5 separate regions of the Mus musculus genome follow, and all the other regions are linked to region 1. The links are chromatin loops, found by intact Hi-C in ENCODE. Cell type or tissue: left cerebral cortex. All regions are shown on one strand. Region 1 holds the start of Ilf3 (interleukin enhancer binding factor 3). Region 2 overlaps Dnm2 (dynamin 2). Region 3 holds the start of Cdkn2d (cyclin dependent kinase inhibitor 2D). Region 4 overlaps S1pr5 (sphingosine-1-phosphate receptor 5). Region 5 holds the start of Carm1 (coactivator-associated arginine methyltransferase 1).

The links. Peaks named below come from ENCODE experiments on the same cell type or tissue, not always from the same donor. Only the 100,000 strongest peaks of a DNase experiment are listed, where the experiment ranks them.
Region 2: it touches region 1 in a loop (3-fold over the local background); 14 of 42 quality-filtered maps call a loop at or near these places.
Region 3: a loop joins it to region 1, with 2.3 times the contacts of the local background. A loop is called at or near these places in 2 of 42 quality-filtered maps.
Region 4: it touches region 1 in a loop (2.2-fold over the local background); 9 of 42 quality-filtered maps call a loop at or near these places.
Region 5: a loop joins it to region 1, with 12 times the contacts of the local background. A loop is called at or near these places in 3 of 42 quality-filtered maps.

The regions. Positions count from the first base shown.
Region 1 is chr9:21,363,992-21,368,991 of GRCm38, reverse strand. It overlaps Ilf3 (interleukin enhancer binding factor 3), which reads right to left and starts at 1,121. Exons shown (of 20, transcript NM_001042707.2): 1 at 893-1,121. It overlaps Gm36198 (a long non-coding RNA gene), which reads left to right. Exons shown (of 3, transcript XR_870570.3): 1 at 1-401; 2 at 1,421-2,503. In left cerebral cortex, a CTCF peak has its summit at 2,284; DNase peaks (open chromatin) are centred at 469, 1,316 and 2,259; H3K4me3 peaks cover 1,696 bases; H3K27ac peaks cover 1,710 bases.
Region 2 is chr9:21,467,293-21,472,292 of GRCm38, reverse strand. Dnm2 (dynamin 2) reads right to left here. Exons shown (of 21, transcript NM_001253893.1): 4 at 4,558-4,761; 5 at 852-950. Among named protein-coding and RNA genes, the nearest start is that of Gm46104, 4.1 kb to the right of the region's middle. In left cerebral cortex, a CTCF peak has its summit at 3,032 (motif pointing right); a DNase peak (open chromatin) is centred at 3,056.
Region 3 is chr9:21,288,907-21,293,906 of GRCm38, reverse strand. Cdkn2d (cyclin dependent kinase inhibitor 2D) reads left to right here and starts at 2,698. Exons shown (of 2, transcript NM_009878.3): 1 at 2,698-3,098; 2 at 4,575-5,000. The coding sequence starts at 2,958. The coding sequence ends at 4,934. In left cerebral cortex, a CTCF peak has its summit at 2,593; DNase peaks (open chromatin) are centred at 2,548 and 3,190; H3K4me3 peaks cover 2,177 bases; H3K27ac peaks cover 1,084 bases.
Region 4 is chr9:21,239,403-21,244,402 of GRCm38, reverse strand. S1pr5 (sphingosine-1-phosphate receptor 5) reads left to right here. Exons shown (of 3, transcript NM_053190.2): 3 at 1-1,486. The coding sequence ends at 477. Among named protein-coding and RNA genes, the nearest start is that of Keap1, 2.6 kb to the right of the region's middle. In left cerebral cortex, a CTCF peak has its summit at 2,865; DNase peaks (open chromatin) are centred at 319 and 2,855; H3K4me3 peaks cover 925 bases; H3K27ac peaks cover 671 bases.
Region 5 is chr9:21,544,521-21,549,520 of GRCm38, reverse strand. AB124611 (cDNA sequence AB124611) reads right to left here. Exons shown (of 7, transcript NM_001198794.1): 7 at 4,190-4,844. The coding sequence ends at 4,728. It overlaps Carm1 (coactivator-associated arginine methyltransferase 1), which reads right to left and starts at 2,627. Exons shown (of 16, transcript NM_021531.6): 1 at 2,291-2,627. The coding sequence starts at 2,513. In left cerebral cortex, a CTCF peak has its summit at 2,731 (motif pointing left); DNase peaks (open chromatin) are centred at 2,003, 2,421, 2,919, 3,272 and 1 more place; H3K4me3 peaks cover 2,396 bases; H3K27ac peaks cover 1,770 bases.

The sequences.
Region 1 (5,000 bases):
AACAAAACTAGGGCCTGCAGATCCCATTCACATACCTCAGCAACCAGGAGCTACCACAACATGTCAGCTAAGGGTCAAAGACCTCTCAGCTCTACTGGACAAGAGCAGTGGTACCTGCAGTGGCCTTTCTCCTTTGCTGCTGTTCCTCACACTTCATTTCGCAGGCTGAGTGACTGCACTAGCTACCACTCGTAGAATAGTGGTAGAACTCTATAATCAACCAGCAGAGTATCCCACCCACAGAAACCTGAGGGAGAACCACGAAAGAAGTCCTACATGTCTCCTTTTCCAGGGACCCTGTTCAGGACCGTGTTCAGGACAAAGAAGACATGTTTCCCGCCATAGGAACTGGGATGAACCTGGCATCCTCCTAGAAGCCAGGGATGTACCTGAACAAAGAGGTAAAGCGGGTAAAGGAAGGAGATTTTCCCTTCTGCGCCGGCTGGGATGCTCTAGATATGAGGGGGTGTGTGCTCCAACACGTGCGCGCGTGCGCGAGGCCAAAGCAACAGACAAAAGCTCGGGCTGGGGGAAAGTAAGCGGCCCGTGGAGAGGGGAGAGTACCACAGTGCGTGCGCACCCCCCGGGGGCAGCGCCCAGGCCTGGGCCGAGGGGGCCACGAAGGGGGGAGAATGGATGCGCGCGCACGGGGGCACTGCCTCCGCCATTTTGTTTCCTCGGCACAATGGGGGAAGAGTAACGGCCAAGCGCGGGAGCGAGGCCGGAGGAGGAAGGAGCGAGACGCTGAGAGATGGAAGAGCCGAGCGAAGGGGAGGGTCGGCGGGATGGCAACAGACCTGTCACTAGCGTCCTCTTGGCCCAGCCATCGCTGACAAGTGGGAGAACGGGAGGGGGGAGGGGCGGAGGCGGGAGACGCCACATTGCCACTTACCTTGCCGGTGTTCCCGTCCTTCGCCTTCAGGCGCCGCCGCCCTCCTGCCACGAGCCTTCCGGAGTCTTCACAACCCCCCTCAAAAAAAAAAAAAAAAGCCACGCGGTTTTCGCCGGGGCTGCTTCAGTCCCAACTGCAATGGCGAGAAAAGGAGGAGGAGGAGCCGGGGACCGGGGGCGAGCGAGCGGGCGGGCGGGCGCGCGCCGGGGAGGTGCAGGGCCACGTGACTGGCAGCGGCCCGCCCCCGCATCACGTGGGCGATCCACCTAGGCCCAACCCCCAGTAGGCGGGTGAGACGAAAGGGGCGGGGGAGGGCACATCACGTGACGTTGACTTAGCGACTGGGTCTGTTGGCGTGACGTCAACGTCGGGCCAGTTCTCTCACGGGTTTGGTCGGCCACGTGACCGTGGTTGGCTTCGCTTCCATCACGTGACAGGCCTTTCTTGTTGTTTCTTGACTCGTTTTCACTATTGGTAGACCCGAATCACCTGACGGGAGCCCATCCATTTCGTTTGTTTTTTCCAAAGGCGGTTTTTTCCGAGCGACCGTTATCACGTGACGCAATGGAGCAGGGGTGGGCCCTTCTGACGACTCCAGTTCGTGTGCGTTCCTGGGAGTGCGCGTGCGCCATGATTCGAAGTCAGTCTCCGTACCTTGATCCACACTGCATTGAAAGACTGGCACATGCGGTTGTCAACACTGGTCCAGGGCTCCTACTCACGCTGTCAGGCTGCTGAGCCATCTCACCGTTCCTCATTTTTGTATTTTTGAGATACAGTTTTGCTATTTTACCCACACTGGCTTTAAACTCGAAGATTCTGCCTCCACTTTGATATCGCTAGATTACAAATAAGACCATGTCACTAGGCAACTGAGGGTTTAATAGATTGCCCCTGTGTTAAGAGTGCTTAGCGCCGGGCAGCCGTAGCGCAGGCCTTAATCCTAGCACTTGGGAGGCAGAGGCAGGAGGATTTCTGAGTTCGAGGCCAGCCTGGTCTACAAAGTGAGTTCCAGGACAGCTAGGGCTACACAGAGAAACCCTGTCTCGAAAAAAAAAAAAAAGAAAAAGAGTCCTTAGCATAGGAGGCCGTGGGTCAGACCCCCGTACCACACACACAAAACAGGCAAATTCCAGGCAAGGATGAACAGAACAAAGCTCTCAAACTCCCAGGTCCGGAGCTCTTCATATCTGGTGTCCATCTATAGGGATTTATTGCTGCTATCAGAGTTGGTGTCTGGCTTTTTTTCTTCCTTCCTAGGTTTTAGAGACCTACCTCACCAAAGTCTGAACTTGAGGAAAAAGTTCTAAATGAACCCATTTGTAGGAGACCTGAGGTGCTTCTGATCTGGAATACGCTCTAAATGACACACCTGTTCTAACAGCGCCGCCAAGTGGTAGACATGGTTAATACGGTTTGCCTGAGGGTTTTCAGATGGATTTTTAATTCCTTTTTTTAATGTGTTTAGTGTTTTGACTGCGTGTATGTCTGCAACAGGTTGTGTCTGTGCATCACATATGTGCCAGGGTCCACTGAAAGTCAGAAGAGAGTGTTGAATCTTCCAGAACTGGAGTTACTTCTGAGGCGCCTCCCCAGCCCCTGCAGACAGACGTTAGTAAACTATTTTTTCTTTCAGCCTTTCTCAGTGTCTGTCTGTATGTCTGTCTGTCTCTCTGTCTTGTCTGTCTGTCTCTTTCTCCGCGCGCGCGCGTGTGTGTGTGTGTGTGTGTAGCCACACGCTGTATGAAGGTCAGAGACATTTCTATTTTTGTCTTTATGTGAGATCCCAAGGATGAACTCAGGCTGATTATCTACACCCAGGTAAAGAGCAGAGCATGGTAGTGTACAACTGTAACCCCAGGCTGGGGAAGGAGACACAGAGGATCCCTTGGGTCTCATTGGTTAGCCAACCTAGCAGAACAAGCTAGCTCTGGGATTAGTGAGACAGACTGAAGAAGTAATAAAGACAACTAGACGGGCATCCACTTCTGCCCTCTACATGCACAAGTGAACATGTAAACCTATGTATACCATACAAAAAGAACAAGTCCTTTAAAAGTGCACCACTGTCAGGGCACAGCCACACTACCTTGTGAGCTGCAGGATACAGCTGTGACAAGCACTGTCACAAGCTGTGTCCTCCAAATCCTTGTCCACATCAGCTTCTCGGTGGATCCTGGGGATTGGACTCAGGTCCTCAGGCCTGGTAGCAAGCACCTTTGCCCAGGGAGCTGTCGCATCAGCCCTGCACCACAGCTTTTTCTTTTTTTCTTCCTTCCTTTTTTTTTTTTTTTTTTTTTTTTTTTTGGCGGGGGGGAGGGGGGCGCAGGTTCGAGACAGGGTTTCTCTGTGTAGCCCTGGCTGTCCTGGAACTCACTCTGTAGACCAGGCTGGCCTTGAACTCAGAAATCCGCCTGTCTCTGCCTCCCAAGTGCTGGGATCAAATGTGTGCCCCACCCCCTCCCGGCAGCTTTTTCTTTTTTAAGATAATGTCTCACCCAAACTGGCCTTGATCTCAGCAGAGAGCAGAGAGCCATCTCCCTCTGCATCTGGAATACTGAAATGAAAAATATTTATCACATTCAGCTCATACCACAACTTGTAAAATTGAAAATGGGGGCTGGAGAAAGTTAAGAGTATGTTACTCTGGCAGAGAACATACTCTCTTCTTCGTAGCCCCTGAGTGCTTGCAGTAAATTCTTACTGGGGAGCTTTGCCTGTCAGTTCTCTGCTTAAGCCTATTTTAAAATATCTTTAATAGGGATTGAACCTAAATTTGGTTCCCAGCAACTGTATCAGTATGCTCACAATTTCCTGTAATCCCAGCCCTCTTCTGATGTTCTCTTCTCTATGGGTACCCGCAAACATATATTAATAAAAATAAAGTAAAATTTAAATACATTGTTTTTAAGATTTATTTATTTTTATCTATTTTATGTATATGAGTACACTGTACCTGTACTGATGGTTGTGAGCCGGGAATTTGAATTCAGGACCTCTGCTCACTCCAGGCAACCCTGCTTGCTCTGATCTAAAGATTTATTTATTATTATATCTAACTACACTGTAGCTATTGTCAGATGCAACAGAAGAGGGTGTCAGGTCTCATTATGGCTGGTTGTCAGCCACCATGAGGTTGCTGGGATTTGAACTCAGTACCTTCAGAAGAGCAATCAGTGCTCTTAATCACTAAGCCATCTCTCCAGCCCTTAAATACATCCTTAACTGGTTGTGGACCTTCAAGCATTTAATCCCAGAACTCAGGAGGCAGAGGCAGGCAAATCTCTAAACTCAAAGCCAATCAGGGCTATAGAGTGAGACCCAGTCTAAAAGCAAGAGCAACAGCACATTGGCTATGAAGAAAGTTTTCTGATTTCTCATTGCCTTTTTTTGTTTGTTTGTTTGTTTTTGTTTTTCGAGACAGGGTTCCTCTGTGTAGCCCTGGCTGTCCTGGAACTCACTCTGTAGACCAGGCTGGCCTCGAACTCAGAAATCCACCTGCCTCTGCCTCCTGAATGCTGTGATTAAAGGCGCCACCACGCCCGGCTTTTGCTTGTGGTTTTAAAGTACAAAATGAAAATGCGGGGCTGGTGGGTAAGAGCACCCGACTGCTCTTCTGAAGGTCTGGAGTTCAAATCCCAGCAACCATATGGTGGCTCACAACCATCTGTAACAAGATCTGATGCCCTCTTCTGTAGTGTCTGAAGACAGCTACAGTGTACTTACATATAATAAATAAATAAATCTTTTAAAAAAAAAGAAAAGAAAAGAGAAGAAAAGAAAAGAAAAGGTAACCAAGTGGTGGTGGCCCACGCCTTTAATCCCAGCACTTGGGAAGCAGAGAGGTGGAGAGAGATAAAGCAAACTGGCCCCAGCATTGAAGCCTTCCTGAGCATCCTAACTCTGGTCCTCCAATGACATCTCCTCTGCCATGGACCACCCCAGTCAGGTATGGGGATCCCTGGAATGAGGGTCCTCGAAGCTAGATGGGTAAGGATTTGGTGGTGACAAACAGAAACAAACACAGAGGCAGTTTGAATCTGAGTGTATTTTGCAACTCTCAAGCAGGGGATTTTATACATTAAAAAAACAAACATTACAACTCTTA
Region 2 (5,000 bases), 100 kb before region 1:
TGTCTCTTTGTTATGCTTTGTTTGGGAAGCTGGGGAATGAGCCTGGTTCCTTGCATGTGCTGAGCAAGGGCTATACCACTGTAGTGGCTATTCCTGGTTGTCAACTTGACTATATCTGGAATGAACTACAATCCAGAATTGGAAGGCTCACCAGTGACCCTAATTTGGAGGCTGGGAGATAGAAGTTTCTGATCTGAATCTTGGTATGGAGATCTTGAGGCATAGTGGCTATGGATTCCAGAAGACTGGGAGTTCAAGGTCATCTGGGATTAAAGGTGTGGTGGAACACACCTTTAAACTTGGCTACACCTTCTGCTGGAGACCATATAAGGATATTGGAAGAAGGGAGTCTCACTCTTGCTCTTTCGCCTGCTTGCCATGTGGGGCTGAACAACTGCTAGGTCCTTGGACTTCCATTCACAGCTACTACTGAACGATTGTTGGGAATTGGACTGCAGACTGTAAGTCATCAATAAATTCCTTTACTCTATAGAGACTATCTATAAGTTCTGTGACTCTAGAGAACCCTGAGTAATACAACCACTGAGACTCATTTCCAGTAACTCAATCTATTTCTGATGAAACATTCTGTATTTGTTTGTTTGAAACAAGGTCTCATGTAGCCCAGGCTGACAGAGAACTTTCTATGTAGCCCAAGATGACCTGGAATTCCTGACCCCAACCCCACCTCCAGAGTGCTGGGATTACAGCAAGTACCGAGCACGAGTGTGGCTGCATACCTGCTTCTTAGTGTTCCAGAAAACAGCTGTAATGTAGAAACACTGTGTCCAGAGGAGAACCACAAAAGATACACCCCTGATCTGTGGCCCACCCCAGCCCTGTGTACATACCTCTTCTCAAGGGCAGTAGCTTGTTTTCCAGGACATCCCTGGCGTCTGTGCCTTCATCCATCAAGTCTAGCTTGGTGATGACACCGATGGTCCGTAGGCCTGAAAGAGTCCAGAGGTCAGAAGGGATCATGATCAAGGGCCCTTGGGGCCCTCTACAGTCCAAGAGACAGGGACAAGCCATGGTATCTTTTGCCTGGACAACTGTTGGCAGAGTATAAAATGACAGTTACTGCTCTAGTGACAGAACACTGGTAAGCGCATAACAAGACCCCAGCAGAACCAATGAACATCACGGAAACTAGAATCCCCCCTGCCCATTCTCAACATCACATTTGAACCTGAGCAACCTGGCCCAATTACTACTCCAAGGACCAGCCCATCAAAGTTCTCCCCAAGTCAACCAGAGTTAGCACATCCCACAGCAAAGCCACACCACCAAATAAATCCACTGTGCTTCTCAGCCTCCCTTGCTCCCGGATCCCTAGTTTGGGGTCCTGACCACGGTTCACCCGAGCAGTTTATAAGCTGAGCTTCCAAGCCAGGGTAGAAGCCCATGTACTCCATGGACTTGCCTTAGCATTCAGAAACCCTAGGTCGACCCTGTGCCAGGTGAGGTGCGGAGCACTTGCCAAGGAGCCTGGGCTCTTTCCTAAACATCTGGTTACACTGAGCCTGCAAGGTGTGCACCCGTGACCTCAGCCCTCGGGAGGTAGACTCAGGAGGATCACAAGTTTAAGGTCATCTCCCACTAAACAGAGTTTGAAGCCAATCTGGACCACAGAAGATCCTGCCTAACTAACAAGAACCACCTGATACATAAGGAACCCAGGCACCGGCTTGGACACACCTGTGAATGTGTTGCCTGTATGTTCCATGTGTGCAAGACACACAGAGGCTAATGGAGGCCCACAGAAGACTGGGATCAACTTGGCCATCACAGGTGACTACCTTAGCTGGCACTATTGTGAAGTGGGTACACCTATAAGAATTCATAGTTGATAGGGAAGAGGCCACACTATGGAGAGAAATGAGTGGAGAGGGGCCTGAGCCATGGTTGCCCAGGAAGCCAGCTGCTGAGAAGAGAGACAGTGAGGGTGAGGAGAGGGTAACTGTACAATGGGGCCTGCCCACAGAGTAACACACTATCACTATAATATAAAGTAGGGCAAGGCATGGTGGCTTGCTGTAATCTTAATATTTGGGAGGGGGAGGCAGGTAGAATCTGATACTGAGACTGCCTTGGTCTACACAGTGAAGTACAGGTAAGCCAGGGCTACATTCTGAAACCATGATTGAAAAATAAACAAAGAAAAGTTGCAATCAACAAAAGCAATGACCACAGAGGCACAGACAGAAATAAGGAGAGACTGTCCTCTTAAAAAATAAGTTTACGTGTAAGAAAAACTTTGAAAGGAACTGTGGCCAGCGCTATCTACATGGAAAAAGGGAGCTTTGCAGGCTCCTGATTTTTCCATGGTAACTTTTCTGTAAAAACCATGAGTATTTTCAAAGGCAAAAAAAAAAAAAAAAAAAAAAAAAAAAAAAAAAAAAAAAAAAAGAAAAGAAAAAAGAAAAAAAGAAAAGAAAAATGTGCTCACAAATGGTGACCGCCTGCACTGCCCTGCTAATGTTTGCCATGGCCACGCCCACTGTGTGTGGACAGCGGACAGCACGGCTGGATGGGCTAAGAAGCTCCTGACGAGGGCACACAGCCCTACCTGCAGCTCATTCTGCGGCCTCACAGGCCTCCTCTGCTCAAAACCCCACCCGGACTCTCCCAGGGTGTGTGCGCCCTTCTCTACTTTTCCAGGTTTTATTTCTTCTTGTTTTTTGAGAGAGGTTCTCCTGTAGCCCAGGCTGGCCTCTCAGTGTAGCAGATGATGAAATCTTGATCCCCCTGCCTTCACCTCTAGTGTGCGGCACCACACCAGCGTCACAGAGTGCTGGGATCCTGCCTGCTTGACAGGCACACACCAACAGAGCTACTCCAGGCCCAGACGTTCTCATCTCACCAGATACAACTGCACAATGCAGACAGATGTGCCTGGAATTATAACTGTGTCCTGGGAGGGCTCTGCTAAAGACTGGGTCTTATTGATTTATATATGCCATTAGGTCAACTAAGTTATGTGTGTGTGTATGAGTGTTTGGTGTGCATGTATATTTGTGTACCATGTTGTACCTGCAGAGGCCAGAAGAGGGCATCAGATCCCAGGAATTGAAACCACAGATTGTTGTGGGCATCGTATGGGTGCGGGGACCGAACCCATGTTCTCTGCAAGAACAGTTAAGTGCCAGCCGGGCGTGGTGGCACATGCCTTTAATCCCAGCACTCGGGAGGCAGAGGCAGGCGGATTTCTGAGTTCGAGGCCAGCCTGGTCTACAAAGTGAGCTCCAGGACAGCCAGGGCTATACAGAGAAACCCTGTCTCGAAAAACCAAAAAAATAAAAAGAACAGTTAAGTGCCATCCACCAAGCCCTTTCTAGACAGGGTTTCACTGTGAAGCCCTGGCTAGACTTGAACTCAAGGGGATCCACCTGCCACTGCCTATCAAGTTCTGGGATTAAAGGCGTGTGCTACCATGTCCAGCAGAAAGTACTCTTAACAGATTCTCAGATCAAACCCAGATAATCATTCATTCTGGGCACCTCTGATCAAACCCAGATAATCATTCAAGCTGGGCACCTCTGAACGGACAACCCCTCACTGGGGTTAAATCTGCAGACTAAAATGTGGGTCTTAAATGTCTCTCAAAGGCCCGTGTGCTAAGCTGTCTGTAGAGGAGAGCCACTGAGAGGTGGTGAAGTGAGGTCTCCTTGAAGCTTGTAGGTCGCTGGGGTCACTTGAAGCATCACACTTAAAGGGATCCCTTGTCTTTTTCTTCTTTTTTTTGTTTTGTTTTGTTTTGTTTTTTCGAGACAGGGTTTCTCTGTGTAGCCCTGGCTGTCCTGGAACTCACTTTGTAGACCAGGCTGGCCTCAAATTCAGAAATCCACCTGCCTCTGCCTCCCTTGACCTTTTCTTATTCCATGTTGCTCCCCACGTGCACAGGAAAGTGTTATCTGCTCACAGGCCCAGCAGCAACAAACCACCAATCACAAGAGGACACTCTGAAACCAGGAGCCTAACTAACCCTGTATGCTCTTTAAAAGACAGTGACTCTCCAGGGCCTAGCAAACACAGAAGTGGATGCTCACAGTCAGCTAATGGATGGATCACAGGGCTCCCAAGGGAGGAGCTAGAGAAAGTACCCAAGGAGCTAAAGGGAACTGCAACCCTACAGGTGGAACAACAATATGAACTAACCAGTACCCCGGAGCTCTTGACTCTAGCTGCATATGTATCAGAAGATGGCCTAGTCGGCCATCATTGGAAAGAGAGGCCCATTGGACACGCAAACTTTATATGCCTCAGTGCAGGGGAACGCCAGGGCCAAAACGTGGGAGTGGGTGGGGAGGGTAGTGGGGGGGAGGGTATGGGGGACTTTTGGGATAGCATTGGAAATGTAAATGAGGAAAATACCTAATTAAAAAAAAAAGGAAAAAAAAGAAAAAAAAAAAGACGGTGGCTCTGTCACAGTGTTGGTTATAGTGATGTGGTTACAGGGAATGCTGAATCTCAGGAGGCTTCTAACACAACTGTGACAGAAAGCACCTCAGGGAGGGGACCCAGCACTACTGGCTGCTGCCCAGTGCGGGCGGTTACCTTGGGGGTCCACCTCCTTGGCCAGCTTGAGGGCGTCTGAGTTGGCCAAGTCCATGTTGGCAGGTGTGACGGCAAGAATGAGGCTGCTCTCGCGGCTGATGAACTGCAGGATCATGTCCTTGATCTGGTACTCGATGTCTGGCGGCTGGTCCCCCACCGGCACCTTAGTGATGCCTGGGAGGTCGATGAGGGTCAAGTTCAACACTGAGGGGGAAATCAACAGGCAAGGTGGTGAGAGCCCCATTTAGAGTTCAGAGCCTACACACAGCCTGTAGAAACCCAGTGGACACCAGCAAGTTCCCAAGGGGAGTCACACCTGGGGTCACTCCTAACACTCCTACTAGAACACATTTCACTGTGTACTTTCTGTGTTGGGTGAGTACCCTCATGCGTACACGTGTGTGGAGGTCAGAGGTCACACAAATATCTTCCACAATTGTTCT
Region 3 (5,000 bases), 75 kb after region 1:
TGTGTCTGTGGGCTGAGAGAGATGGCCACCTCAGGAGCTGTGTCTGTGGGCTGAGAGAGATGGCCACCTCAGGAGCTGTGTCTGTGGGATGGGACAGATGGCCACCTCAGGAGCTGTGTCTGTGGGCTGAGAGAGATGGCCACCTCAGGAGCTGTGTCTGTGGGCTGAGAGAGATGGCCACCTCAGGAGCTGTGTCTGTGGGATGGGACAGATGGCCACCTCAGGAGCTGTGTCTGTGGGCTGAGAGAGATGGCCACCTCAGGAGCTGTGTCTGTGGGCTGAGAGAGATGGCCACCTCAGGAGCTGTGTCTGTGGGATGGGACAGATGGCCACTTCAGGAGCTTCTTGGTAAAACTTACCTCCCAGAACCACATGGCAGACCTGGTCAGGCCGAGTTTCTGTTCAACAAGGACTGCTTAACCTGAGCTAGACCATGATTCTTTTCTCAGTAATTAACATTTCTAGCTTTAGTCTATTTTGAGGGGGAGGGATTATTTTCATTTGTTTTCGAGACAGGGTTTCTTTGTGTAGCCCGAACTGTGCTGGAACTCACTTTGTGGACCCGACTTGCATTGAACTCAAAGATTCGTCTGCCTCTGGGAATGAAGGCCTGAGACACAACATTCCCCCCCACCCCCCACCCCCACCCCATAGGCTTTAGTCTATAGACGTGGTGGCAGAGACCTGTAATCCCAGCACTCAGGAGATAGAGGCAGGATGATCAGGAATTTGAGATTAGTCTAGATGTAGTAAATTTGAGGCCAGCCTAAGCTATAAAAGACCTTGTCTCAATAAAAAAAATGTTAGGGGCAGTAGCTTATAGATCAGTTAGTAGAGTGATTTCGTCACCTCCATGAAGCCCTGGGCTCCATGTACAGCACTACATGGACTGTACCATAGTAGCACTTGGGAGTGGCATTCAGAGGCTCGGGTGTTATCCTTGGCTACATATTGCAATTGGAGTCCAGCCTGGGCTATATAAGACCCTTAAAAAAGAAAAAAAAGAAAACCTTAAAAGATAATTGCCGGGCTGGTGAGATGGTTCAGCGGGTAAGAGCACCTGACTGCTCTTCCGAAGGTCCGGAGTTCAAATCCCGGCAACCACATGGTGGCTCACAATCTGTAACAAGATCTGACGCCCTCTTCTGGAGTGTCTGAGGACAGCTACAGTGTACTTGCATATAATAAATAAATAAATCTTTAAAAAAAAAAAAAAAAAGACAATTGCCAGACTGGAGAAATGAGATGGCTCACCAGTTAAGAGCACTGGCTTCTTGCTCCTCCAAAGGACCTGGGTTTAATTCCCAGCACCCACATGGCAGCTCAGTTCTAGATTCGGCACCCTCACACAGACATGCATGCAGGCAAAACAGCAATGCACATAAAAAATAAAAAGGAGTCAGGCAGTAGTGGGGCACGCCTTTAATACTATGCACTTGGGAGGCAAAGGCAGGCAGGTGAAGAACAGTCTGGCCTACATAGGGAGTTCTAGGACAGCCAGAATTACATACTAAGACCCTATCTTGAAAAACGTAGAAAAATCTAAAAGAGAATTATTACAATATGTGGCTATTTGATTGTCTATATGTGCACCATGTTGGTATAGGTCAGAAGAGGGTGTTGGATCTCTGAAGCTGGAGTTACTGATGGCTAAACTGTCACATGGTTGCTGATATTGAATCCTAAATCTTCTACAAAAGCATTGATCCATCTTTCAGGTTCTATAAATAAATAAATAAATAAATAAATAAATAAATAAATAAGTAAATAAATTAAAGGAGACCATCTTGGTAGCCCATTCCTTTAATCCCAGCACGAATGGCAGAGGAGGCAGGTGGATTTTGAGTTCAAACAGATCAAATAAGTTTCAGGCCAGCCAAGGCTACACAGAGAGACCCTGCCGCAGAAACATAAAAACAAACAAAAGTCGGGCGGTGGTGGCCTTTAATCCCAGCATTTGGGAGGCAGAGGCAGGCGGATTTTTGAGTTCGAGGCCAGCCTGGTCTACAGAGTGAGTTCCAGGACAGCCGGGGATACACAGAGAAACCCTGTCTCGAAAAAACCAAAACCAGCCAACCAAACAAAAATGTTAGAAGGCACCGCGCTTTACCACTCAGAAGCCGTTCCTTTAACCCAGCAGTCGAATGAATGAACTAAGCTCCGAGTTTCACAGTAAGAGCTTGCTTATTAGCATTTCCGCGGTCCGTGAATGACTAAAATGTTCCAGTTATAGGAGTTTCCAGTCCTGCCTCCCTTCCTCCCGGAGGCGCTAAAGATCCAAGATGGGCCCGCGCCAGCCTGTCTCCAGCCTCTCCGCTGGGGTCAGTTAAACCTCCTCCTCTTTCCCGCCCGCCCGCCGGTTTTGAAAAACCAAAATTCCTGCTGTGGCGGGCAGCTCCACTGGTCGCTGCACGCTGACCAATCAGGAGCCACGCCACTGCTACGGGAGAGACAAACCTCCCCAGCAACGCGTGCTGATTGGCTGTTATTCCCAGCAGGCGGGACTAATGGAGGTCGGGCTCTGGGCAAAGTGGCTCTCGCTACTCTGTTGCGAGTTTGTAAGAAAACAAGGGCGCTCTGGGCGGGGCCTGGGGCGGGCTTGCCTCGCCCACTAGCGGCTGACTCTGGCGGCCAGTACAGTGCCGGCTCAGAGCAGACCCCGCCCGCGCAAGGAAAGGAGGGAGGGTGAGTCTGGGGAGACCCGGCCCAAGGGGCGGGCGCCGAAGGGCTGGGCGGGGTTCCCCGCTGCCTCTCTCGGTGACAGGGGGAGGAGCTAGCTGCGAGCGCTGGGGTCGTACGGGCGGAGGGCGCAGGCTCTGAGGCCGGCAAATGATCATAGAGTTGGCCCTGGTGGCACCGCAGTCCCTAGAGTTCTGATCCAGCTCTTGCTGGTTCCCCAGCCCTGACCTTAACTGGGCTTGGGGCTGGGTGGGTTTCACAGTCCACCGGTATCCACTATGCTTCTGGAAGAAGTCTGCGTCGGCGACCGGTTGAGTGGCGCAGCGGCCCGTGGCGACGTGCAAGAGGTCCGCCGCCTTCTTCACCGGGAGCTGGTGCATCCTGACGCCCTGAACCGCTTTGGCAAGACGGCCTTGCAGGTGAGGCCTGGCTGGCACCCGGCCCCCACACCCCATCCCTACAAGTCTCCTGACCCGGGTTGGTGATCCCTTAAGGTTTAGTCCTTGCTTGCTCTGATGTTGGGTGGGTGGTGAGGATGCGATGGGGGAGGGGATGGCTTTTCAGCTCTTGTCTAATAGCCTGACAGATTCAGTTTCCCTGCAGACCTTTATTCTGTGGGTTCATCTTCTTTTCGTGCCAGTCCTTGAGGACAGCTCATATTTCTTGAGGCTCCTTAAAGATATTCGATCTCTGGAAGATGGCATGCATGTCTTCTCCAAGGGAGATAGCCTTTTTTTTTTTTTTTTTTGAGGTGCCCTCTTGAAGGATCTCTGGTTATTTCAGGGACATCTTCATTTCGGCAGGTGATGTAGATTTTTTCCCCTTTTGTATCTTCTGCGTGCCTAGTAACAAAAACGATTCCTTATTGCTTGAAGGTCCCGTAATTTGGGTGGCATTTATAGGAGAGTCCCACCTTTTCATGGGTACTCATACATTCTGAAGATCATGCCTATGTCTAAGGAAGTTATTTCTCGACAAAGGGGATCCAAATTGTCTAGAGCATCTCTTTCTCAAAAATTCTATGTAGTTCCCAGATTGTAGTGTTGAAGGGGCTTTACAGCCCTAATGATATGGGACTGCTCTGGCCTCAAAGAGGCTTTAGACGCCTTCCTGGTTCTCTCTCTCTCTCTCTCTCTTCAAGACAGGGTTTTTCAGTGTAGCCCTGGCTGTCCTGAAACTCACTCTGTAGACCAGGCTGGCCTTGAACACAGAAATCTGCCTGCCTCTGCCTCCCGAGTGCTGGGATTAAAGGCGTGCGCCACCACTGCCTGGCCCGGTTCCCTTTCTCATCCATTCTCTTTACTTCTCTTGCTTCTTCATTTTCTTTTTTTATTTCTGAGACAAAGTCTCACTTTGCATCTCAGACTGGCCTTGAACTTGAGACTGTCCTCCTGCCTGAGCCTCTGAGGTCCTGGGATTATGAAAGCGTCACTATGCCTGGCTTTTTAATGTTTTCATGAGAGTCACTTTTATAGTTAGGGCTTTTTGTTGTTGTGTTGTTGTTCTTAAGAGAACTTTGGGCTACACAGTAGTGACACAAATTAATCCAGCACTTAATCTTTAATCCCAGCACTTGGGAGGCAGATGCAGGTGGATCTCTGAGAATTTGAGACCAACCTGGTCTACAGAGAGAATTCCAGGACATCCAGAAAGACATCCTGTCTCCGACAAGGATGGGGGTGGGGCTTAGAAGGTGTGTGTGTGGGGGTGTCCTTATTTTCAAAGAACCTGTTCTCTGGGGTCCCAGTCTGATCCCTTGGGTCCTGACTTTCCTGGGGGCGTCCCCATTCCCTAAGGATCCCTTCTCTGTGCTCTGGATTTGTGGTAGACCTCTTTATTCTACCTGACCCTTCTCCAATGGGAACCTCCTGACTTTCTCCTCCCCACCCCCATAGGTCATGATGTTTGGAAGTCCAGCAGTTGCTTTGGAGCTCCTGAAGCAAGGTGCCAGCCCCAATGTCCAAGATGCCTCCGGTACTAGTCCTGTGCATGATGCGGCTCGCACCGGGTTCCTGGACACCCTGAAGGTTCTGGTGGAGCATGGTGCTGATGTCAATGCCCTGGACAGCACTGGGTCGCTCCCCATCCATCTGGCGATAAGAGAGGGCCATAGCTCCGTGGTCAGCTTCCTAGCTCCTGAATCTGATCTCCACCACAGGGACGCTTCCGGTCTCACTCCCCTGGAGTTGGCTCGGCAGAGAGGGGCTCAGAACCTCATGGACATTCTGCAGGGGCACATGATGATCCCAATGTGACCCAAGGCCACTGTCTCCAGCCTTACTGGGTTACTTGTCAACAAAAGAGGAAAGAAACTTTCTCTT
Region 4 (5,000 bases), 120 kb after region 1:
CACACGCCGCGGTCGCTGGCCCTGCTTCGTACCCTTAGCGTGGTGCTCCTGGCCTTCGTGGCCTGCTGGGGACCGCTGTTTCTCTTGCTATTACTGGATGTCGCGTGCCCAGCCCGCGCGTGTCCCGTGCTCCTGCAGGCCGATCCCTTCCTGGGTCTAGCCATGGCTAACTCGCTGCTGAATCCCATCATCTACACCTTCACCAACCGAGATCTGCGCCACGCGCTCCTGCGGCTGCTCTGCTGTGGCCGCGGACCCTGCAACCAAGACTCCTCCAACAGCTTGCAGCGATCCCCCAGTGCTGCCGGGCCTTCCGGTGGTGGCCTGCGACGCTGCCTGCCACCAACCTTGGATCGCAGCTCTAGCCCATCAGAACACTTGTCTCCCCAGCAGGACGGGGTGGACACCAGCTGCTCCACCGGCAGTCCTGGAGTAGCAACCGCCAACCGGAGCCTGGTGCCTACTGCTACAGACTGACGCTTCCCAACCCTTTGCAAGAACAGACTGACTCGCCAAATAAGCGCATCATCTGTAGGAAATAGCCAGCGACGGAGGGGGACATACAAGAAAGAAGGGAAAGTGATTGATCACCCCATAACAAGAACAGACAAAAATGCACTCGGGATCTGAGATGGACAATAAGGGAAAGAAGAAAGTGATGAGAAGGTATCCAGGTAGTGGAACCTAAGCTGGGAAGCCCTGAAGGAGAGCCATTCCATATGGCTGCAGCAGAAATTGAGGAGCAGGAGATGAAAGGGCAGGTTGTGGGGAAGTCTTGTTGGTTCTGAGGAAGTCCTTAGGTTTGGCTCTGAGTGAAGTGGGAGCCATAGAGAATTCTAAACAAAGGAGGGACTCTCCTGGATTCAGACCTCCACAGGTACCCTGTGACTACCAAAGTTCAAGGGGAATGGCTAAAAGATGAAGGGATAAAGGAGAGCGGGGCTCCAAGAATGCTCAGAACCAGGTGATGTCTAGATAAGAGTGTGCTAAGGGCTGGCAGGAGTAGTGGCTGGCTACAGAGGAAACAGAGCTGTGGACAAAGGTAAGCCTAGGTCTGGAAATTTGGCTCTGGAGACTGTCAGATATCAGCTGCCAAACTTCCAGAGTGTGGACAGGTTCTTCATACAAATTACAACCACAATAAAAACAATTCAAGGAGTTGTCCTTACTGGGATCTTTCAGAATCTATTCATTCATCTATTGATTTTTTTTTTTAATTTTCCCCCAGAAAGTTGTAACTATCCTCTTTAAAAGTGTTTATTTATTGGGGTTGGAGAGATGGCTCAGCAGTTAAGAACACTTGTTACCCTTGCAGGGGACCTGTGTTCCATTCCCAGCACCCAAGTGGTGATTCTGGCAACTTCAGTTCCAAGGTTATCTGATGCCCTCATCTGACCTCTGAGGGCACCAGGCATGCACATGGTACAAAGATTGAATGCAGGCAAAACTCTCATACAAACAAGCTAAATAAATCTTTTAAAATGTTTAAAATTGTTTATTTATTCATTGTTTATTTTGAGAGAGACACTCACTATGCAGCCTCAGATGGCCTGGAACTCACTAGGTAAACCAGGCTGGCCTGGAACTTCTGAGTGCTAATTTGGGCTGCGCAGGGTGGGGTGGGGGTGGGGGTGGTCCTGGATATGCCTTTACTTTACAGCAACATCATTTCAGGCCAGCCTGGGCTACATAGTGAGACTGTGTCTTTTTGTTTTTTGTTTTTGTTTTTGTTTTTCGAGACAGGGTTTCTCTGTGTAGCCCTGGCTGTCCTGGAACTCACTCTGTAGACCAGGCTGGCCTCGAACTCAGAAATCCGCCTGCCTCTGCCTCCCGAGTGCTGGGATTAAAGGCATGCGCCACCATGCCCAGCTTGAGACTGTGTCTTAAAAGCCTTTATCTACTTATGTATTTTGTGCCTGTGTATATGTACGGGTACCCATTGGGCACAGCAGGAGTGCAGGCGGAGGTCAAAGGACAGCTTTCCTCAGTCGGTTTTTTCCTTCCAGCACAGGGATCCTAAGGATCCAACTCAGGCTGTCATTCTTGCCAGCAAACACCTTTATCCCCCGAATATCCTTTGCCCTACCATCTCACCCCCACCCCTGTTTGCTTTGCTTTGCTTTCTCACTAATTATGACAAACATCTACCGATTCCCTACGGTGAGAAGCTCTTTTAGACTGTTCATCAGCCTTCCCCAACCAGATTCAGAACAGCATCACCTGACTCGCCCATCCTGCAAATAGTGCCCCCTCATGCCTGCTCCCTGCTCCTACCCGCTTCCCCCCATACCCCCCACAGACAGCATAGGTTTAAACTGTTCATTAAACTTGTATGTCAACTTCGGCCATGTTCATCTGGTTCATATTCATGCGAGGTCCTTGACACCAATGACAAGGTTGCTCTGTGCCGTGGACAGGTTCCTGGACTCAGATGGTTCTGCACGTCGAGGCTGCTCCTGTGCACTCCAGGTTCAGCATGAGCACACACCCCGCAGCCCCCACACTGAGACAACGCTTCTTGTACCCAGACTGACTTTAAATATACTACGAAGCCAAAAAAACGACTTTATACTTGTGAATTTTGTTTCCTGTGAGCAAAGGTGTGCTCTGCCACACGTGGCTTATGCTGTGTGGCGACAAAACCCAGTCCCAGCCCTCAACCTCCATTTGGTAGATGAAGAAACTAACAGATTTCCCTTGCCCCAGGGTCTTAGTACGGCTTTACCCTTGGGACCCCCATGCAGGAGGGGCTTGCCTGGTATTCGCTGCTCTTAGTCTAAGATTCCCTTGAAGTCTCTGGGTGTGGGCGCCACCTTGCAGTAGCTCTGAGAATTGCCTGGGTTCTGCTTTTAGCCGCTGGTTAAGGAACAGCGCGTCCCTTGAGGTAATTCTGGGAACTGCAAGCAGAGTGAAAGCAGGTGGTGAAGGGGATGCGCTCAGGTTGGGATTGCGGGCCAACTTGCATAAAATGAATTTTTTCCCCAGAAGTTCGCGAAAAGCTAGCAGGGGTGAGGGGTGGGGATACAGTCCGGCTGGCTCCCAGAGACCCTCCCTCAGATCTCATATCTTTCCTGGTGTGTTGGCTTGGTGGTTTAACAGTAGGGAACTTAGAGATTCTGATATTAAATTTAAAAAGTACTCAGTTCCCTATTTAAATACCAAATTTAAAAAGCACTGTTGGGATTTGTAGAGACCTTCCAGACATATTCTGTGGGAAAATGACCTGAGATGGGTTTTTTGGTTGTTGTTTTTTGCCATTTTGATTTTGGAAGAGGGTCTCACTATGTAAGGCAGGCTGTACCACTTTGTAGCCAAGGACGTCCTTCACTTTTCTGATCCTTCTCCTCCAGCTTCCTGGGTGCTGGCATTACAAGTGTGTCCCAATTTCAGCTGTCCTGCATTTTTGTTGTTGTTTTGTTTAAATTATTAAGTTAATAGAACAAAGTAAGGTTTTACCATGCAGTCCAGGCTGGCCTGGAACTTGCTATGAGCCCTGGCTTGTCTCAAATTCACAGAGATCCACCTGTCTCTGCTTCTTCTAAAATTAAGGGTATACGACACCATGCCTGGCTTTCCTTGCCTCCCTGACCCCAGACAGAGTCTCACTGTGTAGTCTGGGCTGTTCTCAAACATTCAACCCTCTGCTTCAGACTCCCGTGGTAAATTTCTTTTGAAACTATCCTTTTCTTTGATATTTATTCATTTGTTTTCTGATATAAGGTCTTGCTAGGTCGAGCAGGCTTACTGTGAACTGGAGGTAATCCTCCTGCTTCAGTGCCCTGGTGGCTGGGATTACAGATGTGTCCCCTCAATATTCTTATTTTTAGATTTATTTCCTTTTATGTACACGAGTACTTTGCTTGCCTGTATGTCTGCGCACCACCTACCTGCATGGTGCCCACAGAGGTCAGAAGACAGCATGGGGTCCCCTTGAACTGGAGCTATGGATGGCTGTGAGGCATCGTGGCAGTGGACTCCAGGTCCTCTGCAAAAGCAACACGTGTTCTAAACCACCTTTCCTGGTTTTCCGAGACAGGGTTTCTCTGTGTAGCCTGGCTGTCCTGGAACTCACTGGGTAGACCAGGCTGGCCTCTGCCTCCCAAGTGCTGGGATTAAAGGCGTGCGCCACCACGCCTGGCTTAACTTTATGTTTCAAAGTTAATTTATGTGTGTATGTGGAGGTTATCGGACAACAACCTGAAGGAGGAAGCTTTCTACTACTATGTGAGTACCAGAGGTGGAACTTAGGTGGCCAGAATTGGCCAGACGCTCCTTTACCCACTGAGCCATCTTGATAGTTCAAGAAAATAACTTTCTCTCATAAATGCCATATGCAGCAAATAAGTATCTCTTACCATTAAAAATATATAAAGATGTTACGAGAAATACAAAGAGGCAGCTCTGGGCATTCCAACACTCCAACACCCTCAGATGAATGCCATACCTCTCCTCATGAAAACATGAACACACAGAGAGGAGAGTGTGTCTCTGGAGCACTCGAGCTGCACTTTGCAGGCTCCACATAGGGGAAGAGAATCAGTTTCTGCCAGCCGTCCCCGACCTCAACACAAGCACACACACAAATTAATGTACACAAAGCCCAGAGTGATATCCCAGCCTTTAACCACAGCACACGAAGGAGGCAGAGGCAGAGGCAGGAAGGTTTCTGTGTGTTCAAGGCCAGCCAGGGCTATGTAATGAGGCCTGTCTCAAAAAGAAGTTATAAGGCTGGAGTGATGGCTCAGCAGTTAAGAGTACTTGCTGCTCCTGCAGTGGTCCAGGGTTCAATTCCCCCATTTGCATGGTAGCTAACAACCACCTGTAACTTTAGGGGACACTGCACAGCCCACGTTGCACAGACATACATATACAGGCAAAACACCCACACGCACAAAGTAAAATACAAATTGAAATAAAAACATTAAAAAGTTATTTTACAAGAAGATAAATATCGCAACCAGGTAGATGGGTCTAGTTGGACCGTGCAGGCTGTGGGAGGG
Region 5 (5,000 bases), 180 kb before region 1:
CCTGTAGACTGTCCTCCACTATCCACATGCTTGCTGTGGCACAGGACGAGACACCCCTTACACACACTTACACACACACACAAATAAATAAATAAATGTAATTAAAATGGGGGGGGGAATCTTCACCCCAATGTCACTTTAGCCTAGAGCACTGGTTCTCAACCTATGGGTAGAGACCCCTTTGAGGGTCACATGTCAGAAATCCTGCATAGCAGATATTTTACAATTCATAACAGTAGCAAAATTACAGTTATTAAGTAGCAACTTAACTTTATGTCTGGGGGTCACTACAACATAAGGAACTATGTTAAAGGGTCACAGCATCAAGAAGGTTGAGAACCACTGGCCTAGAGGTGAATATCCTTTCTGGCCCCCAAAAATGTATCTGGGACTGAGGATTTGAGAAACATGGGTTTCTCTCCAACATCCTTTCATTTATACGTAGTCCATTTGTAGAGGCATGTATGTATATGTAATTCTGTATAACTCTCAACATTGTCATTATTTGGGGAAGGAAAGCGTCAGAGACTCTCAAGTAATAAAGTCTGGCTTGAACATCTGTCTTTTGTCCACCTCACTTGTGCTCTCTTTTCTGAGGACAAGATCTCACTTTGTAGCCAAGCAGCTCTTAAACCGAGATCCTCCTATAGCCAGGCATGGTGGCATATACCTTTTATCCCAGCATTTGAGAGGCAAAGGAAGGAAGAGCTCTCTCTCTGAGGCCAGCCTGGTCTAAATAACTAGCTCCAGAACAGCCAGGACTATGCAGAAATGCCCTGTCACAACAAGAACACAAACTGTAAAGTCTCCTCTGTAATAACATTAGCTTCTAATAGATGAAGCTGGGCGTTAGAGACTATGTGGGAAATAACAATTCTGTAAATAAGCTCTATAAAAACGGTGTTTTTATCAAGTTCATTTAAACAACCCAAGTTACCTGAACTTTGTCTTGGTGATTCAGACAGGATTTGCCCATGTCACCCACACTGTACTCAAACTTTGAATCCTCCTGCTTCAGCCTATAAAGTATTGGGACCACAGGCTTGTCCATCACACCCAGGTCCCCAGAACACTTTCCAGGTAAGCCCTGGTACCCTGGCTAGCCAAACACCACTGGCTTGCTTAGGGGTCTGTAGTCCTAAAGAGCTTCGTTCTTTAGTCTGTGAAATTCCCCTTTCTCTCGTGTGATCAAGGAGACCCCAGCTCTGCCCAAGCCCCCAAAGGTGCCCCACACTTGGGAACCAGACACTTCTTTCTCCTGTGTGTTTCAAAGTCAAGGCAAAGAGAGGAGAATCAGTCTGAACAGACTGCTACACACATTTCCCTTTCCAACAACACCCCATTACCAAGGAGTAGAAAAAAATTCCCACAGGTTAAAATCGATCCCATCTTCCTTGGTGGCCCCTTAAGAGCATCAGTGAACGAAATCCTGGGAGACAAAGACCAGTGAAACACAAGAGCAAATCCATCTGAGGAATCCGTCAGAAGAAAGAGTAGCAAGAGCAAGGAAGAATGAAAGGTGGAACTACAAAGCTGGGGGGGGGGGTGCACTTCGAAAACACACTAGTGATCCCCCCCCTTGTTTTCCCCACTGAAATGTCAGTTTTTGAAGCAGCTTCTGATAATGTCACCAGCTTCTCACGTTCTTAAAAAAGACAGGAGGCGCGTGGCGAGGGAGGTGGCTTGTTACCTCTTGACTTCTAAAGCCGGCCATCAGCCAGCCGGCCTTCCCCTCTTCCACGTTTCCATGGGGGATGGGCTTGGGAATCTCTATCAGGAAGGGCTCTGTCCTAAGTCCCAAAGTTTACCCACCCTGGTGGGTGTGTGGGTGGGGGATCCCGAATCCCAAGTCCTCCACAAGGGCGGCACCCAGTCTTCCCGGTGTTACACACTGAAAACCACTTTTCAAATGTCCGTGTGTGAGGAGGATGTCCCCTGAGATGAGATCCACAAACCACACCCGCTCAAGAGCCCTCCCAATCACTCCCTCTCTCCAGTCCCCTCTACAATCCCCCCAGAATCCTCGGGGCCCCACTTCCTGCCACGCGCCCCCCTACCCCACCCGCTGCAAATCTCAGGCCCGCGACTCTTATTTCCCGCGCCCCTCTTCGGGCTCCAAGGTCCCCACGCACACCCTCTCTGCTATCTCGCCCGCGGGCAGCAGGAGCCGCGTGTACAAGCTCGGCCCGAGTCCCCCCCCCCCCCCAACCCTCCGCCGCCTGCCCCCTCCCCGGGCGCCCGCGCCGCCGGCCTCGTGCGCCGCCGTCCCCAGGGTGTCCCCAGCACTCACGGCTGTAGAGGGCGATGCCCGCCGCGTCTGGTCCGGCGCGCACCTCAAGGCGCAGCGCCTGCTGCTCCGCGTGCCGCTGGATCTCGCCGTTCGCGTCGCCGATAGTGAGGAGGCGGGCGCCCGGGAACACAGACACTGTAGCGCAGGGCCCCGCGCCGCCCGGGCCCGCCACCCCAGCGCTCCCCGCACCCGGCCCCACCGCCGTCGCTGCCGCCGCTGCCATCTTAGGTCCGGCTCCAGGCCCCGCTGCCACCACGGCCACCGCCACCGCCGCACCCGGGCCCAGGCCGCCGCCGCCGCCGCCGCCGCCGCTGCCGCCGCCGCGCAGGCCGAGGCCGAGGCCGAGGCTGGCAGCGCGCCGCCTGCCGGCCACGCGACGCCTCGCCGCCGCCGCCGCCGCCACGGGCCGGCTCGGTGGCGCAGCGCCCCCTCCTGGCGCCTGAGGGAGCCGGGCGAGCGCAAGCACGACGGGGGTGGGGCCGGCCCCACCCCGCGGGAACGGTCGCTGCTTTGTGAGGTGGCTGAGCCTCCCGGGCAGGCCGGGTGAAGGCGCCTACGTTGGGAGGCGGTGCCCCGCAGTATGACACGCCCCCAGGGATGCTAAGCCCCGCCCCGAGGCAGCGTTGTGCGAACCGAGGCGCTTTGTGCCACCGCGCACAGCTCTGGAGAGATGGGCAGGGCATGCGTCGGGAGGCGGTGCTTAGCCTTCCCGGCACGCCCCCGGAATGATCAGGCGGCCCCACCCCCCGCTCCGGGCCGGCGACCGGTGATCCACGGTGATCCACAGCCCTTTGTACCACAGGGCGTTTCAGGAGGCAATGCTTGGCCGCTCGGACACGCCTCTGGGGCCAGACCCACCCACAGGCCGGCAGCGAGCGAACCACCATGCTTTGTGCCACTGTGAGCATAGCTCAAGAAAAGTGGAGAGGCGTGAGTCGGAGAACTAAGAAGAAACGCCTCCTCCAGGGCTGAGCTCCGCCCCTAGGCTGGCGTGCTGCGTACTCCCCCAGTACTCTTGGGGGTGAGGCGTTTGTCAGAAGGAGGCGCTCAGCTACTTTATACACCCGGAGGAGGGCTGGCTCCGCCCCCAGGAGGGACGGTTACTAGCAGAATGCAGACGGTGCTCTGCATCTTTTTGTCAAGGGACGGTGTTCTGATCCACGAAACCCTCCCTCGGAGAGTTCGGGCCCCTCCGGGCCAGTGTCCTGCAAACAACCTCTCCTGAGCTTGAGGAAAGACAAGAACCGTTTCCAAACCCAGGTGATTCGGCCACGCCCCCAAGTTAAGGTTCCGCCCTGTACGTTCCCAGGTAAGCTCCGCCTTGATCCCGTCCCACTGGTAAGAAAAGGCCCTGTGATAGGTGTGCTCTGGTTTGCAGGCTCGCACCCAGCTGGGGCCCCTTCCCATGCTGCTCTGGGATAAAGGCTTTTCAAGCCGCGCTCCAGAGCTTGGCCTTCACAAAGAACTTCAAGGCAGTAACTTTAATTCTTTAGCTTCTCCACTAGGACCTCTCCTTTTCACTAGTTAACTCTCAGGTCCCCCAGTGAACTCACAGTGGCCAGTCACTTGTTCACTTTTGCTGGGCCTCTTAGAACTCTAATTTACGTACCCCCTCCTGGGCCTCCGCAAGACTCACAAAAGACTCAACCCTTTCCCAAGTCATCCCTCCCATCTAATGGTGCAAGCACACAATCTCAGGCAGCCAGGACCCACAAAGTGAAGAGTAAAAACGCACTCTGCTGGGCAGTGGTGGCACACACCTTTAATCCCGATGCTCAGGAGGCAGAGGCTGGCAGTCCTTGAGTTCCAGGCCAGCCTGGTCTACAGAGTGAGTTCTAGGACAGCCAGGACTACACTGAAAAACCCTATCTCAAAACAAACAGAAAACATCCCAAAGTTAGGTGTTATGGCAGTAACTTTAATTCTAGCGATCTGGAGGCAGAGGCAGGTGGATCTATGAGTTTGAGGCTGGCTTGCTCTACACAGTGAGTTCCAGAAAAGCCAGGGCTACACAGTGAGACCCTATCTAGAAACAACAACAGCAACAAAAAATATACACATCTCTCCTAAAAATAAAACACGCAGTCTGGAAGTAAGTGACCGTTGGGGAAGCACTGGAAAGGAGTTAGAGAATGTAGACCTCTTGTGCCTGACTGGGTGTCCGGATTCAATAGTGACTTCTCCGGTGATCTGGGAATCTGTGAAGAGGTTCTGGCTCTCTGTCTAGCCTGAGGCTGATACCCCAACTCATTTTCTTGTCTTCTGTGAGGAAGGTTACAACTCTAGGAGTCCCCTTCCTTTGGCCAGTGCTTCCCTAAGAAAGCTATGGCTTGATTCCCACCCCCACCCTACCTCCACTGCCAAGTCTCTGGACAGATGTGCAGCCTCTGGCAGTGGGAGGGAAGGAACTGGATAAAGTGGTCCTCATTCGTCAGCCTCACTGGCAGGCCCGGAAAGTGCTGAACTCAGGGGGCTCCGGAGAGGATGATGCAGAGGTGGGCCTCTTCCGAGGCCCTGAGTCTAGGGTTGCCACTGAGTCTTCCTGAGTCATTTTCTTTGCCCATGGAAGAAAAGAAAAGAAATTTAAAAAACAAAAACAAAACAAAAAACCCTAAGTGGTTTTTGGTGTAAGGATCTGGGAGTTCCTCCTGTTCGAAGCTGTTGGGTACCTTCCTACCTCTTCCTACCACCTCGCCAGATTTCAGATTCC